Linked DNA regions of Homo sapiens: region 2 is linked to region 1. A link is an interaction called in ENCODE POLR2A ChIA-PET data of the cell type or tissue named here. Cell type or tissue: Panc1. All regions are shown on one strand. Each heading gives the region's core, and the rest is flanking DNA. Links, peaks and the distances in the headings are about the cores only. Region 1 overlaps DIP2B (disco interacting protein 2 homolog B). Region 2 overlaps ATF1 (activating transcription factor 1).

What was found. ChIA-PET counts read pairs that join two places held together with the same protein. Peaks named below come from ENCODE experiments on the same cell type or tissue, not always from the same donor. Only the 100,000 strongest peaks of a DNase experiment are listed, where the experiment ranks them.
Region 2: POLR2A ChIA-PET joins it to region 1 with 5 read pairs; 3 of 35 experiments call an interaction of 5 or more read pairs at or near these places.

What each region holds. Positions count from the first base shown.
Region 1 is chr12:50,545,712-50,551,093 of GRCh38, forward strand. The region is part of intron 1 of DIP2B (disco interacting protein 2 homolog B); the gene reads left to right. Among named protein-coding and RNA genes, the nearest start is that of DIP2B, 43 kb to the left of the region's middle. RefSeq lists a silencer at 4,815-5,109. In Panc1, for the core only: no CTCF peak of the experiment used is centred there; no DNase peak of the experiment used is centred there; H3K27ac peaks cover 758 bases.
Region 2 is chr12:50,776,700-50,782,081 of GRCh38, forward strand. It overlaps ATF1 (activating transcription factor 1), which reads left to right. Exons shown (of 7, transcript NM_005171.5): 2 at 3,441-3,539. The coding sequence starts at 3,447. Among named protein-coding and RNA genes, the nearest start is that of ATF1, 15 kb to the left of the region's middle. In Panc1, for the core only: no CTCF peak of the experiment used is centred there; no DNase peak of the experiment used is centred there.

The sequences.
Region 1 (5,382 bases), core at 230-5,229:
TGCAACCTCTGCCTCCTGGGTTCTAGTGATTCTCCTGCCTCTGACTCCCAAGTAGCTGAGATTACAGGCGTGTGCCACCGTGCCCAGCTAGTTTTTTGTATTTTTAGTAGAGGCGGGGTTTCACCATGTTGGCCAGCTGGTCTTGAACTCCTGACCTCAAGTGATCCACCCGCCTCGGCCTCTCAAAGTGTGGGATTATAGCTGTGAGTCACTGTGCCCGGCCTAAAATAAGATTTATTGAGGACTTGTGTATAGCATGGTAGAAATAAAAGCAGAATTCCTTCTCTTCATTTTACAGTTCTTTCTGTGGAAATGAGTACAACTGAATATAGCAGGTGGCAGTGCCTGTCAACTTTGTTTCCATTCTGCACTGATTGTATTATCTTATTCTAATCCCTGCCAACCAGATGTACTTCCTTCTTCACATAAGATGGAGACAGCTTATTGTATATGCACACATGTGCAAATATGCATAAGTATAGCAAAAGTTGGTCCTGCTGTTCAGAAATATCGTTAACTAGTATCAAGTGAGAGGCGGCATGGTTTACTTCAGGTACAGCATATAGTTTTAGATGCTTATTCCTCCCCTGTTGGTGGGAGTTCCGTGTTGTGAAAAATTCTTTTTTAAAAAAATTTCAACTTTTATTTTAGGTTCAGGGGGTACATGTAAATGTTTGTTACATGAGTTGTGAAGAATTCTGAGGCCATGCCTGAGATCAGTGATTCAGAAGTCCTGTCACTGAATAGTAATTGTTGCAGGGGTGACATATGTTCCACATATTTACCTTCTGTAAGTGAAGCAGAGTGAAGAACCAGACCAATGTAGATTTTCTAGCACTTATTTTTGGGCAAGTTATTTTGTTCTCTGGGCCTCTCAATGTCCTTATCTGGAAAATAGGAGGTCACATTCTTGCTAGGATTAAATACATTAATGCATGCAAAGTATTTCCTGATTGCCTTGCAGATAGATAATAGGTGCCCAGTAAATGTTAGTTCTGTCCCTTTTTTTTGTATGGGAGAGGAGGGACGAGGAGGGAGTGGGCTGTTCTTAAATAGGAATATTTTTAAAACGTATTATGAACTTATCACAGCCCCATGTTTCACTTTTCAGGGCCAATGTAGGAGGCAGTAAAGAAAGAAAAATAAATGAGACATCTCTTGTCAAGTTATAACTGGTTTTATGTATAAATAATTTAGAAACACATTACCTATAATACAAAACAATTAAAAAATATACCACTCTATTTGGCTGTATTTACTACTTTTCTGAAACTGCTTACTCGGAGGTTCGGTTCACCTTACCTCCTTATTTTTACTCCCTTCTTTTTTGACCTTCGTGGTACTATTAACCACCAACTTTGGTGAAATCCTTTCTTTCCTTGGCTTCAGTGAAAACATCACTTTCTAAACAATGAATTTCGTTTTCTACTGGACAGGGGCCCTTTATATAGAGGCAATAAACTTGTATGTTTAACTTTGATGATTGATTATTGATTCAGTTGGTAATACAAATTAAAGTTTGGCTTAAAACAGTGAAATATTTCTGGGAAGTAATTGAATGATGACTGTACAACACTAGAGTAATTTAAAAATACTTAGTGGAAATATTCATTGATACCATCTTTTTTTAGAAGCTAATTTAACAGTAACTCAAAGCAGGGTTAATTTTGTGTAACCTGGCACCCAACATTATATGTCTAGGAATCTGTCCCTCAATAGGATGAATGGTAAAAACATATGTAGAGAGATATTAATCGAAGTATTATTTGTAAGAACAAAAGATGGAAACAACTTAAACACTTGTCAATAGAAAAATAGTGAAATTATGATTTATTCTTACTATTCTTCCGTTAAAAAAGTGAGCTAGAGTGTGTGGGGGCAGAGTGTATGAGAGAAATCTCTGTACCTTCTGTTCAATTTTGCTGTGAACCTAAAACTGCTAAAAAAAATAAGTCTACTAAAAGAGCTAGAGCTATAAATGTACTGAGCTAAAAAATATCTGTAATATATTAAGTGAAAATAGGCTGTGACACTATGTATAGCATGATTTCATTTCTTTTTTTAAAAAGGGTGTGAGCTGGGTATAGTGGCTCATGCCTGTAATCTTAGCACTTTGGAAGGCTGAGGCAGGAGGATTGCTTGAGGACAGGAGTTCGAGACCAACTTGGGCAATGTAGTGAGACCCCATCTTTACAAAAAATACAAAAATTAGCCAGGGATGGTTGTGCATGCCTGTAGTTCTAGCTACTTGGGAGGCTGCAATGGGAGGATTGTTTGAGCCTAGTAGTCCAAGGCTGCTGTGGGCTAGGACAGCACTCCTGCACTCCAGCCTGGGCAAACAGAGCAAGACCCTGCCTTTTAAAGAATAAAAATAAATAAAATGTGTATATATTTTTATACATAGGAAAAACGCATTGATTTTAGTGGCAATTTCATCTAGAATTGGGTTTAGAGGGGTTAGAGTAAGGAACTTTTACTTCTTATTAGGTATACTTCCAAAAAAAGTGATAATTATGAGTGATACTTTTTTTGTGTATGCTTTTCTGATATTTTTCAAATAAAATGATCTTAAGAAAAAACTAAAAATTAATGGAGAGCAGGAAAAGGGAGATAAGGATCCAGCTAGCTACTTTAACTTTTAACAACGATGTCCTTTAAAAATGTTTGTATTTGTATGCATACTCATGTATGTTGTGTATATGTGTATATATACACAGACACACAAAATACAGAGTAACTGCAGTCTGACATTCAATTAAGCTACAGAATGCATGGTATTGGCATACATTTTTATTTTATTTATTTATTTTTTAATTAATTTTTTTGTTTTTTGAGACTGAGTCTTGCTCTGTTGCCCAGGCTGGAGTGCAATGGCACGGTCTCGGCTCACTGCAACCTCTGCCTCCCGGGTTCAAGGGATTCTCCTGCCTCAGCCTCCCAAGTAGCTGGGACTACAGGTACCTGCCATTGCGACTGGCTAATTTTTATATTTTTAGTAGAGATGGGGTTTCGGCATGTTGGCCAGGCTGGTCTTGAACTCCTGACCTCAGGTAATTCCCCGCCTTGGCCTCCCAAAGTTCTGGGATTACAGGCATGAGCCACTGCTCCTGGCCTTGGCCTGCACTTTTAAAGTGTAAGATACTAAGAGGTGTTTTTCTGCACATCACAAGGTACAGTTCTTAAATTCTTTAAGAAGTGACAGGATTTGTTCAGAAAATGTGCAGTTTTCTAGTGTTGCAGTAATGTGTGTTCAGGTTTCCTTCACACAGGTTACAGCTTATTCATAACCCCGAGTTAAAGTTTAAATTTTATGTAATTAGCCACCTATGTGACCTTTGAAACTAAGTGAGGAAACTATTCCGGAGTAGTGAAACTTTGAGTACAGCTGCTTCGGTTTTGGACTACAAATTGGAATTCTTCTATTGAGCAAGAGTCAGGGACGAAAGTGGGGGCTGGTTTAAAAAAAAAAAAAAAGGGCTGGGCGCGGTGGCTCATGCCTGTAATCCCAGCACTTTGGGAGGCCGAGGTGGGTGGATCACAAGGTCAAGAGATCAAGACCATCCTGGCCAATATGGTGAAACCCCGTCTCTACTAAAAATACAAAAATTAGAGATTGAGACCATCCTGACTAACACGGTGAAACCCTGTCTCTACTAAAAATACGAAAAATAAGCCCGGCATGGTGGCGGGTGCCTGTAGTCCCAGCTACACGGGAGGCTGAGGCAGGAGAATGGCGTGAACCTGGGAGGTGGAGCTTGCAGTGAGCTGAGACCGCGCCACTGCACTCCAGCTGGGTGACAGAGCAAGACTCTTGTCTCAAAAAAAATAATAATAAAAATTAGCCAGGTGTGGTGGCGTGTGCCTATAGTCCCAGCTACTTGGGAGGCTGAGGCAGGAAAATCACTTGAACCTGGGAGGCAGAGGTTGCAGTGAGCTGAGATAGTGCCACTGCACTCCAGCCTGGTGAAAGAGCAAGACTCCATCTTAAAAAAAAAAAAAAAAAAAAAAAAGCCATGTGGTTGTTCATGATTTCTGCATTTTTTGTTTAATATGACATTGGTAGCCTGTTTAACTTCATTTTATCATGGCCACTTATAAATAGATAGCTTAAGTCTGTGTGCACAAAATTATGTTTCATTCTGTTAAATTTTTTGTTTTTTTCTTTTTTAGATAGAGATTTAAGTTCCTTATATAACTAAGGAAAAGTCCTATTCCAAATTTAACAATCAAGGTACCTAGTTGTATGAAATTTGGAAATTTTCTTAACCCTCTCTTCTGTGTTATTGGCACTTTTTGATTTTCTAGGAGCTCTGGGGTTTGCAAGTTAAATCTGAGCCTTGAGTATTCCTGCTTTAACCAGCGGGATGGCAGCCATTTTGCCCTGTGTTAGTGCCTTGTCCAGTGAAGGAAAATGAAACGCCTAGAAACTGTGAATTTTGCTTTTTGGACCTGATTAGTTTTGTATGTAATGGATAACGTTAAGTTTTTAAAATTTCCATGTGATTTCTTGGGTTTTAAATTCAGGGCTTACTAACAGTGTACTCGTGGGGCCAGCTGGAATTTTGAAAATTGAAGCTTCCTGCATTTTATTGGCCAGTTTCTTCATTGATTTTTTTTTTCATTCATCTTTTTCATGAGGCTAGGACATTCACAACTGAATTGAGAAATTGAAGTACTCAGAATCTAACTATGAATGTTTGAGAGGCACCCAGTCTAAAAGAACGATTAGACTCTAAGATATTCATAACCATTAGTTTATTAATAGCTCTATAAAAGTTTTCCATGTTCTAGGGTCCTGAGGGGAATGGTCTAGATAACCTAACAGACTTTTCCATCCCTCATGATTCATTTTACTCTATTGAAAATTATCTTAAACAGAAGGAAACGAATAGGCCTGGTAGAACCAGATTCGAAACAGTGTTGCTTCAGTGGGAAGGGAGTGGTTTCTTAGTCAGTGCTTGTGGAGGCTGTTACTCCAGAGGCAGCCCGCTTCTCTGCAGTTAGTAAATACTACTGTAGCCCAGTGGCAGATACTGCGGACATAAATCTTAAAGCTAGTAACATGTTGTTCTTCTAGGAATTCCATTCAGCTACAGATTTAAGGTTTATCAGTAGTATTTCCAGAAAGATGGTCCGACACAGTGGCTCACGTTTATAATCCCAGCACTTTGGGAGGCCGAGGTGGGTGAATTGCTTGAGTCCAGGAGTTCAAGACCAGCCTGGGCAACATGGCAAAACCCTGTCTTTGCCTGTAGTACCCCCAGCTATTTGAGAGGCTGAGGTGGAAGAATCACCTGAGCCTGGGGAGGTCAGGGCTGCAGTGTGCTGAAATTGCACAACTGCACTCCAGCCTGGGCAATCAGAGTGAGACCCTGTCTTTAA
Region 2 (5,382 bases), core at 319-5,318, 230 kb after region 1:
TAAATATTTCCAATTCCCTTACATTAAGTAATTCTCTTTTTTGGAACTTACAGAAAAAAATCTTAATTACAGAGAAAGGTTTATGCACCAAAGATGTTCATGACAGTATTGTTTTAGTAAAAAATACAATTTATGCACATTCCCTGGATGCTGTATTATAAAGCCTTTATTTATTTATTTTTGAGATGGAGTCTGGCTCTGTTGCCCAGGCTGGAGGGCAGTGGGCAATCCCAGTTTACTGCAACCTCTGCCTCCCGGGTTCAAGCGATTCTCCTGCTGAGTAGCTGGGATTACAGGCATGCGACACCATACCCAGCTGATTTTTTGTAATTTTAGTAGAGATGGGGTTTCACTGTGATGGCCAGACTGATCTCGAACTCCTGACCTCAGATGATCTGCCCACCTCGGCCTCCCAAAATGCTGGGATTACAGGCATGAGCCACACTGCCCAGCCTATGTAGCCTTTAAATATGTTTCTATTTAAAACCTAGAAAATATGTATGATAAATGAAAACAGGATACAAAATATGAGGATACAAAGTAGTACATGTAGTATGGTTATGACTTTAAGAAGTTGTGGAAATAGAAGACTAAAAGAAATTAGACAATAATGTGATTAATATCTGTCATCCTTTTTTCTTTCTATTGTGTATTTTCCATGTAAGAAGAAAAAGACTAGTGGTGTATTTGAGGGGAAAAAAAATTTAAACTACTTTCTGTCTGAAGCGATTTCATGCTTTTCTCCATTGACTAAAAACAAGAGCTTCAATTCATTTGTTAAAAATGAATTTGGGCTGGGCATGTTTACTTATACCTGTAATCCCAGCACTTTGGGAGGCCGAGGCAGACAGTAATTACTTGAGCCTACGCATTCAAGACCAGCCTGGGCAACATGGCAAAACCCCATCTGTACAGAAAAGACCCCCCCCAAATTAACAAGGCATGGTGGTATGCACCTGTAGTCCCAGCTACTCAGGAGGCTGAGGTGGAAGGATGGGTTGAGCCTGCGAGGTCAAGGCTGCAGTGAGCCGAGGTTGCACCACTACACTCCAGCCTGGGCAACAGTGTGAGACCCTGTCTCAAAAAAAAAAAAATGTTTTCTGACTTAGAAAAAAGGAAGAAGAAAATATGTAGGCTTAAACTCCACAGTTATTAATTCAATGAAGCCTGGCAGCTACCTAGCTGCCCTCTCTCTCTCTAATTGTGGAGAAATATACGTACCGTGGAATTTACTATCTTTTTTTTTTTTTTTTTTGAGACAAGGCTGAAGTGCGGTAGTGTGATCTCAGTTTACTGCAGCCTTGACTCCTGGGCTGCAGCAATCCTCTCGCCTCAGCCTCCTGAGTAGCTGAGACTACAGGGGCATACTACCACGCCCAGCTAATTTTTTATTTTTTGTAGAGACGGGCTCTCACTATGTTGCCAGGTCTGGTCTCAAACTCCTGGGCTCATGTTATTCTTGTGCCTCAGCCTCCCAATGTGTTGAGATCATGGGCGTGAGCCACCACACCTGGCCATATTAACCTTTTTTTTTTTTTTTTTTTTGAGACAGAGTCTCACTCTGTCACTAGGCTGGAGTGCAGTGGTACGATCTCAGCTCACTGCAACCTCCACCTCCCGGGTTCAAATGATTCTCCTGCCTCAGCCTCCTGAGTAGCTGGGACTGCAGGCACCTGCCCCCGTGCCGAGCTAATTTTTTATTTTTAGTAGAGACATGGTTTCACCATGTTGGCCAGGATGGTCTCGATCTCTTGACCTCGTGATCCACCCACCTCGGCCTCCCAAAGTGCTGAGATTACAGGCGTGAGCCACCGCGCCTGGCCATATTAACCATTTTTAAACATACAGTTCTATAGTGTTAAGTACATTCACAGTGTGTACAACCAATGTCCAGAACTTTTTTTTTTTTTGAGACAATCTCCCTCTGTCACTCAGGCTGGAGTGCAGTGGCACAATCCACTCACTGCAACCTCCACCTCCCGGGTTCAAGCAATTCTCGTGCCTTAGCCTCCCAAGTAGCTGGGATTACAGGTGCTTGCCACCACCCCTGGCTAATTTTTTTTGTATTTTAGTAGAAACCATGTTGCCCAGGGCTGGTCTTGAGCTCTTCAGCTCAGGCAGTCCGCCCATATTGGCCTTCCAAAGTGCTAGGATTACGGCCTTGAGCCACCATGCCCAGCCCAGAACTTTTTCATGCCCATTAAACAGCAGCTCTCCATTTGCTCCTTCCCTTAGTCCCTGATAGCCACCATTCTACTTCCTGTTTCTGTGGAGTTTTGCTACTCTAGATACGTCAAGTTAGTGGAATCATAAAGTTTTTGTATTTTTATGACTGGGTTATTTGACTTAGCACAATATGCTCAAGGTTCATCCATGCTGTAGCATGTGACAGGAGTTTCTTCCTAAGGCTGAACAATATTCCATTGTATGTACAGTCACTATTTTATTTATCAATTCATCCACTGATGAATATTTGGGTTGCTTCCACCTTTTGGCTATTGTGAATAATAATGCTGCCATGAACATAGGTGTACAAATATTCTTCTCCTTGAGACCGTGCTTTCAATTCTTCTGGATATATACACCACCAAGTGAAATTGCTCTATTTTTGTTTGAGGAACTGCCATAGCGTTTTCCATAATAGCTGTACCACTTTACATTCCCACCAGCACAGTAGTGTACCAGGGTTCCAGTTTCTCCACATCCTTGCCAACACTTAGTATTTTCTGTGTCTTGATATTACCCATTCTAATGGGTATGTATGAGGTGATATTTCGTTGTAGTTTTCAGTGCATTTCCTTAATAGTGATATTGAGCATCTTTTCATAAGCTTTCTGGCTAGCCCTCTCTCTTTTTTTTTTTTTTGGCCTTTCCAGGTAACCTTTAAAAACATTAAATTCTGTCTAAATCTTTTACCAGCTTGTTAGTGGTTCTCTCCCTATTTGCCGTATTTGATCTCTCATAGCTCATTTATTCTCATTCTTACCTAGCCTACATATCCTGAAGTTGATTATCTAAGTTTTCTAGAACTTATTTAGAACCTCCTTAGGTATAGTTTTATTTATTTGTTCAACTTTTACTCAGTAAATTCTCTATATAAAAAACTATATGTACACTTAGAAACTTCCCTAGACTAGAGACAGATATGTTTGTGTCCATAGACAGGAGGACTGTCATCATTCTTCAATGGGATAACGTTTGCAAACTTAGTCATCATAATTTATGTTTATATGTGCCTTTTATTAAACTTAAACATGTTTTTGTGGGCCAAAATTCAAAAAATTTAAAGAAAATGCACAGTCCCCTTTCTATCTCTATACCATTGCTACCAGTTCTTTTCCATTGAGGCAACTAAATGATCAATTTTTATATGATTCTATAGTATACTGTAAACATTCTGTATCATATTTAATTTTAACGGACTTTTTTCCCCCTTATAGTTGATTATGGAAGATTCCCACAAGAGTACCACGTCAGAGACAGCACCTCAACCTGGTTCAGCAGTTCAGGGAGCTCACATTTCTCATATTGCTCAACAGGTAAGGGAGGGACTGGCCAAAATACTGAGCTTGTTAGGAATATTTTATATGCAGATTAATCTCGTTTCAGACTGATTATTAATGTGTTTTATTTTGGTTTTTGTTTTTTGGGTTTTTTTTTTCGAGGCAGATTTTTGCTCTAGTTGCCCAGGCTGGAGTGCAGTGGCATGATCTCGGCTCACTGCAACCTCCACCTCCTGGGTTCAAACAATTCTCCTACCGCAGCCTCCCAAGTAGCTGGGACTACAGGCATCTGCCACCACGCCTGGCTATTTTTTGTATTTTTAGTAGAGATGGGGTTTTACCATGTTGGCCAGGCTGGTCTCGAACTCCTGACCGCAGGTAACCCACCCACCTTGGCCTCCCAAAATGCTGGGATTACAGGTGTGAGCCACCAGACCTGGCATTAATGTTAAAAAAAAAAAAAAACAAAACAAGCAAAGGCCAGGCGCAGTGGCTCACGCCTGTAATCCTAGCACTTTGGGAAGTCAGGGCGGGCGGATCACGAGGTCAAGAGTTCAAGACTAGCCTGACCAACATGGCGAAACCCTGTCTCTAATAAAAATCAAAAATTAGCCAGGTGCAGTGGCGGTTGCCTGTAATCCCAGCTGCTCGGGAGGCTGAGGCAGGAGAATCGCTTGAGCCTGGGAGGTGGAGGTTGCAGTGAGCACAGACTATGCCACTGCACTCCAGCCTGGGCAATAGAACGAGACTCCATATCATAAAAATAAATAAATAAAAAATAAAATAGAAAAACAAGCAAAAAAGACTGTATAAAATGTTAAAATATAAGAAAAGAAGGTGGACTTTAAATATCTTGTCAAGATCATTTAGTTTTATTTTCTTTTAAACGAAGTATATAGTCATCTCTCAGTATCTGTGGGAGACTGGTTCCAGGACGTCCACAGATACCAAGATCTGTGATGCTTAAAGCCCCTGATAGAAAACGGCATGGTATTTATATATAACCTACATATTTTCCTGTATACTTTAAATCATTTCTAGATTACTTTTAATACCTAATACTATGTAAATGCTATGTGAATAGTTATACTATATGACAAGAAAAACAGTCGGTACATGTTCAGTATAGAGAAATTTTTTTTCCTGAATATTTTCAATCTGTGGTTGGTTGAATCCACAGATGTGAAACTCATGGATGCAGAACCCATGAATAAAGAGGCCTAACTGTATTTAGAGTTGTTTTCTTTGTTTTTGTTTTTGTTTTTCAAGGCAGGGTTTCGCTCTGTCGCTCAGGCTGGAGTGCAGTGGTACGATCTCGGGTCACTACAACCTCCGCCTCCCGGGTTCAAACGATTCTCCTGCTTCAGCCTCCCGAGTAGCTGGGATTACAGGCGCCCACCACCACACCCAGCTAATTTTTTGTATTTTTGGTAGAGACGGGGTTTCACCTGTTGGCCAGACTGGTCTCAAACTCCTGACCTCAGGTGATCCACCCACCTCAGCCTCCCAAAATGCTGGGATTACAGGCGTGAGCCACCGTGCCCGGCCAAAAAATTTTAAAAATTAGCTGGGTGTGGTGGCACTACAACACCTGTAGTAACAGCTACTTGGCTGAAGCAGGAGGATTGTTTGAGCCCAGGAGTTCAAGGCAGCAGTGAGCTATAATCATGCCACTGCACTCCAGCCTGGGTGACAGAGTGAGACCCTATCTCCAAAAAAAAAAAAAAAAAAATCATGCATGAGTGTAAGAGCCATTTAAAGTGCAAGATGAGACTAACGGATTTTAATGTTAACAATACACAAAGTTCAGACTGTACATGGCAAATAACCTTTAAGAAACTATAACTTGCTGAGTTTTGCTGCTGTATCAAAGAATACA